2 separate regions of the Homo sapiens genome follow, and region 2 is linked to region 1. A link is a contact called in ENCODE Hi-C or POLR2A ChIA-PET data. All regions are on one chromosome and are shown on one strand. Each heading gives the region's core, a stretch centred on a gene start or an enhancer-like site at or near the end of the contact. The rest is flanking DNA. Distances are from core to core; before and after follow the strand shown.

Region 1 (3,153 bases), core at 511-3,010:
ATATAGTACAAAATCACAACCAGGAAATCAACTTTGATGCAATCCACTGACCTTATTCAGATTTCATGAGCCTTATATGTACTTATATGTGTATGTGTTTAATTCCATGCAATTTTATCACATGTGTAGATTTGTGTGACCACCACAAACCAAGACGCAGAATAATTCTATCACCAGGATTCTTCAAGCCTTGGCACCAAGAATGTGTTCTCCATCCCTGTAATTCTGTCATTTCAAGAATATCACATACATGGATTCACATATTAGGTAACTAACCTTTTGATACCGGCTTTTTTCACTCCACATAATCCCCCGAGATCCATCCATGTTGTTGCATGTATCAATATTTCATTCCTTTTTATTGCCGAATACTATTCTGTGGCATGAATGTGTCACTGTTTGTTTAACCAGTCACCTGGTGAAGGATATTTAGGTTGTTTCCAGTTTTAAGGTATCACCAGTAGGCATCTATGTACACTCATGTGCAGGTTTTTGAGTGATTTTCAGGGACCCCCCCCGAATAGACACATGTGAGTACAGTTTCTGGGTTGTATGATATGTGCAGGTTTAGTCTTTAGAAACCGCCCCACTCCAGGATCAGTGGACTATTTTACATTCCCACCCGCAATGTGTGAGCCATCCCATTTCTTTGTGTCCTTACAAATGTTTGGTATTATATTAAGTGCTCATGGTAATCACAGTTACATCCTTTTCTATAATCACTATTCACCACAATTATTTCTTTCCATAGTTATATACTTAAATGTATTGAATACTCAGTACCATAAATGCTGTGTTTGGATTAGTGTAGGGATCTTATGAAGCACTTTTGTTGCGCTTTGTGTTTAAAAATCTTATTTAAAAAAACTATTGATGCAATAATCTCTCTAGATTCTTACGTGTTTGAGAACTTCTGTGGCCTTTCTACCTGAAGGAGAAATTTACTGTGTAACAATTCTGGTGGGCAGTTTCATTTATCTTCTGGCATTTCTGGTTACTATAGGAAACCCTACTTCCTCCCCAAAATGTAACTCGCTTTTTTTCCCCCTGAATACTTACATGATTCTTCATCCTTGAGATACAGTAATTTCACGGGCTGTGCCTTGTTGTGTGTTCTCCAGAATGTGTTTCTTGTGGGTTAATCTGCATTGTGAAATATTTCCTTATTCCAGAAAAGCCTTCTCATAGCTTTGAATATTTTCTGTTTACTTTTTCCTGTTCTCTTCATAAGAAATAACAATTCATTTAGCCTCTGGCAGACCCTCTTGGCTTGGAGTCCATAGGAACAGCATTTGACACAGCTCTCCCTAGCATCTCGTGGTGCTGTTGTGGTCTTCAGGGGACACTCACTGTCCCTAAGACCTCAGGGCATCTTACAGCTCAACCTATGGCTGACATCTCCTGACTGGGAACCCTCTGTCCTGCTCAGCCACACTTGAGTCTTGGCCCCAGACAGGCAGTGGCTGCCAGGTGAGCTTCACTGCTTGTCACATGGGTTTGTACATTTCTTTGAATTGTTTATGAAGGGTTCAAGGAGGGGGAATAAAACAAAATGACAAGGTCCATCTGAATAGGAGAGCTCGGCCCTCTTCACCTCGCTGTCCTCCTGCTCCAGGCAGTGTTGACGCAGAGCTGGATAATCCTTATGGAATGTTTGGACAAATGAGCAGATGCAGAAGTGATATTCTGCACCAAGCAGAGTCATCGAAGATGAGAGTGGCTGCAATCAGCTAAAAGAAATCACCAAGACTGGCTCTGACAACTGTGACTGAGTGAGTCATGAAGAACTCATTTAATATTTTTGACCATTTCCTGAATTGCCCACATACAAACCCAGTAAATGATTCATTGTTATCCATTCTCATTGTGAAAATTGCTGAAATAAAATGATCATTATGGTCCAATAATTTTGGTTGCAGCACTATTCACAACAGCAAGAATATGGAATCAATCTAAGTGTCCATGAACGGATGAAAGGATAAAACAAATGTGGTATACACACAATGGAATATTATTCAGCCATGAAAACGAATGAAATCCTGTCATGTGCAGCAATATGGATCCTATCATTTGCGGTAACTGGATGTTAAGTGAAATAAATCAGGCACAGAAAAACAAATATCACATGTTCTTACTCATATATGCAGATAAAAAACTGGATCACCTGAAGATAGAGAGTAGATTGGTGGTTATCAGAGTCTGGGAAGGGTACATGGGGAGGGAGAGATGAGAGAGAGAAAAAAGAATCTGAACATAGTTATTACCACTCAACTGTACTCTTGAAAATGGTAAAGAGGGGATCCCATTGAGTTAAAAAAGCTTCTGCACAGCAGGGGAGACAGTCAATAAAGTGAAGGGACAACCCACAGAATGGGAGAAAATATTTGCAAACTACCCATCTGACAAGGGATTAATAACCAGAATATATAAGGAGTTCCAACAACTCTATAGGAAAAAGTCTAATAATCAGATGAAAAAATGGGCAAAAGATCTGAATAGACATTTCTCAAAAGAACACCTACAAATGGCAAACAGGCATATGAAAAGTTGCCCAACATCACTGATCAGAGAAATGCAAATCAAAACTACAATAAAATATCATCTCACTCCAGTTAAAATGGCTTTTATCCAAAAGACAGGCAATAACAAATGCTGGTGAGGATGCGGGGAAAAGGGAACCCTTGTGTGCTGTTGGTGGGAATGTAAATTAGTGCAACCACTACAGGGAACAGTTTGGAGGTTCCTCAAAGAACTAAAAATAGAACTGCCATATGACCCAGCAATCCCACTGCTGGGTATATACCCAATAGAAAGGAAATCAGTGCATCAAAAAGATATCTGCACTACTATGTTTATTGCAGCACTGTTCACCATGGCCAAGATTTTGAAGCAACCTAAATGTCCGTCGACAGAGGTAGGGATAAAGAAAATGTGGTACATATACACAGTGGGGTACTATTCAGCCATAAAAAAGAATGAGATCCTGTCATTTGCATCAACATGGATAGAACTGGAGGTCATTATGTTACATGAAATAAGCCAGGTGCAGAAAGACAAACTTCACATGTTCACACTCATTTGTGGGAGCTAAAAATGAAAACAATTGACGTCACAGAGATAGAGAATAGAAGGATGGTTACCAGAGGCTAGGAA
Region 2 (3,256 bases), core at 434-2,933, 150 kb before region 1:
TTTGAAGACAACTTTTATTCACAAAGCAAATTTTATGTTTTTTCCTCAGTTGTTCCTTATTTTACCCTATTTTATTCCACAACTAATAAATAGTTCTTAACTGATAGGCATCCAAAGATACCTGTCAAACTGAATGTGAATCTATATTGGAACTTGAAAATACACATGTGATACTCAAAAAGTCCTTTTGAATTTCTGACAATCTTCCATGTACATTATAATATGCCTTCTGGACTAAACATGCCAAGCTGCGGCATGCCCAGCACAGCTGCAAACTCATGTATCTCTAATTAAGTTAACAAGCAGAAGACTTGAAAATAACATCTCTTTATTTTGAGTTAGGGAACAGAATACCCAAACTGGTGGACTTCCAACCCCATGATTCTCCTTCTAGCCATTAAAAGAATCCAAAGCCAAGCTTGTGATTTGTAAAATATACACTAAGTAGAGTGAGAATACCTCTTGGGAGTTCCCACCCTCTTGGGAGTTCACTGATGCTTCTGATCACAGGAAGGCCAGTTCACAAGGGACTGTGGAATATGCTTCCAGTGACATCATCAAACTTCTACAGTGTGAAGATTGTGATGGTACCATTATGGGATGATCTCTAGCCAGTTATCTCAACATGCTGGGTCTCAGTGCTCAGTGTACTCTGATTGACATGGGGCCAGCTCGGCGAATTTCACAGGGCAGTTGTGAGCAGTACTGAGATCATGGACATGAAAGGGCCTCAGAAATCATAGATCTCTCTAAATATGGAGCATGACACTGAGGCTTCACATGGCAGCAACTATTGCAATCTATTTCTGCCTATGTGCCTTCAATGATAACTGTTTTACCTTCATTGGTTTTTAAACTAATAATCTTAAATCACTTTCCATTTTTTATGGGCAACTGAATGGCTAGTAAATCAGAAATGAATTTGACCTGTTATTGGACTATAAGAAACAAAATTGGGCTAAAAAAGATTTCAGAAAGCAATACCCGTTGATCTGTTATGTATTCAATACAATAGTTTCATTTTGAGTCCCTACTGTGTGCCGGGCAGCACCCTTTGCCCTGGCAGGCAGTTTCTCATAACGTTTCCATTTTAAACACAAGGACACACAGGAAACAAGGCTTTTGGACGGAGGAAGGCAGATGATTTACCTGGAACTGAACCTGGATATGGCTGGGGTGGGCCTCACTGTGTCCTGAATCCTGGAACTGGACCTGCATGTGGCTGGGGTGGGCCTCGCTGAGTCCTGAGTCCTGGAACTGGACCTGTGTGTGGCTGGGGTGGGCCTCACTGAATCCTGAGTCCTGGAACTGGACCTGGATGTGGCTCGGGTGGGCCTCACTGTGTCCTGAATCCTGGAACTGGACCTGCATGTGGCTGGGGTGGGCCTCGCTGAGTTCTGAGTCCTGGAACTGTATCTGTGTGTGGCTGGGGTGGGCCTTGCTGAGTCCTGACTCCTGAGCAGGGGACATTGGAGAAAGGACAGGATGCTGGCTTCGATTCAAAATCCCTCTGTGTGAGAGGATAGATAGCAGTGAGCGTGCTGGGCCTGGCTTTCCTTCCTAGACAGAGGGTGAGTAAACGCCTCCTCTCGGGCCAGCATTCTACTTGTCTAATCTCTGCGCTGAGACTTTTGCTTACTCATGTTCAGGGGCTCTCTCTTTACACACAGGCATACTTTTGAACTGAATAATACCACTTCCCCTCCAAAAGTCTGTGGGCCAGGCCGGTGCTTGCACTCTGTGCCTCCACTGTGTCCAGGGCATCTGCCTTGCTGCTTCAGGGCCGTGTGGCTCCTCCAGTGGCGCCTCAGACCTGCCAGAGAAGGGCAGTGCAGAGCCAGGGCGGCAGGAGCCCCAGCAGAGCTGGCCTCTCCCTTCCTGGCTCGCTGGGGAGCCGACAGCACCACAGAACCCGGGGTGGGACAGAATGGGGCAGTGTGGACGTGGGGATGACGGAGATTGCATGATTATCACCAAAGGTGAGCTCAGAGACATCTGGTAGAAGGTAGGGGGAGATACAGAATTCCTAAATGGGGTTGGCATCAAAGATCACTGCTGGAAAATCGGCTTCAAAACCCGGCCAGCTGACTTCAGGAAGCCAGCTCTTTGTTCAAAGTCAAGACTGCCCTGTGCTACCTCCCTTCCCCTCTGACTTCACGTCCCTCTTTGTTACTGGAGAGCTGGTGAGCACCAGGCAGTAGAAAGGTGCCAAGGGCTGCTGGGGGCTGCAGACTGCACAGCCCAGCCCAGCCTCCACCACCCCAGCAGGCTCACTGGGCAGCTCACTCTTTCTTCCTCAGCTTTGCATGAGACAGCTCAGTGCTGCCTGCCAGGGTGCAACTCTTCTCTTCCTAGACAGGCCCTCACAACCGAAGGCACCCTAGCAAGGTGATGTGCAGGTAAAGACAGGCAGGGCTGCCGGGAGTTCACCTCGCTGGGCGCTGTCTCACCCAGTCCACACACCTTTTCTCCTCTATCTTCTATTCAGTTCAGGCCCGTGACTCACTCCTTGATGACAAAGGCTGAGTAATATTTCCCATATGAAGCTGTTTATTTGCTGGTTGAGCTGTCGCCCTAGAAGTCATGTGAATACCAAGCATGGCTGAGAAGCTCCGTGGCCAGATGGAGTCAGCCACAGAGGTTGCATGATGACCCTTTGGCCAGGCTCACTCCACCCTGCTCTGAGATGCACACCAGGCACCAAAGTTGCTTGTTCTTTTGTTCATTAATTCAACTACAACATATCTAGTAAAGTAGCGCGAAGGTAGCTGCTAAGGATGAATCAGAAGTACTCACTGCCCTGAAGGAATATGTGAGTCCTTTGGGGAGGCAACTTTACACATGAAACAGTCACAGGACATCTCAGAGCCATGCAGTGTAGAGGTGTGCTAAAGGAACACACGTCAGAAAGAGAAGTCAGTCAGCTCGAGAACTGGGACGAAAGCACCAATATTCCTCATTACCAAGCAAATGAAAACATAATACTTCACATTCAGATTAGAAGACTACCTTGCCTACAAGTGCCAAGTGTTGGGCTTGGTGACTTCACCATACGTAAAATACATAGTCCCACCATTTACCACTAAAAATAAAGTTTCTTCCATTTCTTTTTTTTATGCCTTCCCATCCTCTGGATTCGAATTGGGGGATACAAGTTATTATCCTTCCTGGTTTGTTCATAGTTATCTGTAAGAAACACATCTTCATTCATTCTTCTTATAGTCAAAAATCCTGAAACAGATATGTAATTTGCAAG

What was found. Hi-C counts contacts between places; a loop is a spot of excess contacts on that map. ChIA-PET counts read pairs that join two places held with the same protein, here RNA polymerase II (POLR2A). Pooled maps may share reads with other maps.
Region 2: a loop to region 1 is called in a pooled map, with 2.0 times the contacts of the local background. The contact joins two enhancer-like sites. A Hi-C loop is called at or near these places in 2 of 168 maps with a recorded cell type or tissue (PC-3 and endothelial cell of umbilical vein), 1 of 37 single-sample maps with no recorded cell type and 10 of 50 pooled maps. POLR2A ChIA-PET finds 5 or more read pairs at or near these places in 2 of 52 experiments (MCF 10A and PC-9).

What each region holds. Positions count from the first base shown.
Region 1 is chr7:54,984,143-54,987,295 of GRCh38, reverse strand. No RefSeq gene overlaps it. Among named protein-coding and RNA genes, the nearest start is that of EGFR, 33 kb to the left of the region's middle. RefSeq lists an enhancer at 989-2,188. Within about 2 kb of position 1,760, at least 3 of the 41 ENCODE cell types and tissues checked have a DNase peak (open chromatin) inside an H3K27ac peak, as active enhancers do; they include PC-3 and PC-9, where a contact is called at or near this core.
Region 2 is chr7:55,132,323-55,135,578 of GRCh38, reverse strand. All of the region lies in intron 1 of EGFR (epidermal growth factor receptor), which reads right to left. Among named protein-coding and RNA genes, the nearest start is that of EGFR-AS1, 55 kb to the left of the region's middle. RefSeq lists enhancers at 1,800-2,799, 1,740-2,939. Within about 2 kb of position 1,683, at least 25 of the 41 ENCODE cell types and tissues checked have a DNase peak (open chromatin) inside an H3K27ac peak, as active enhancers do; they include PC-3 and PC-9, where a contact is called at or near this core.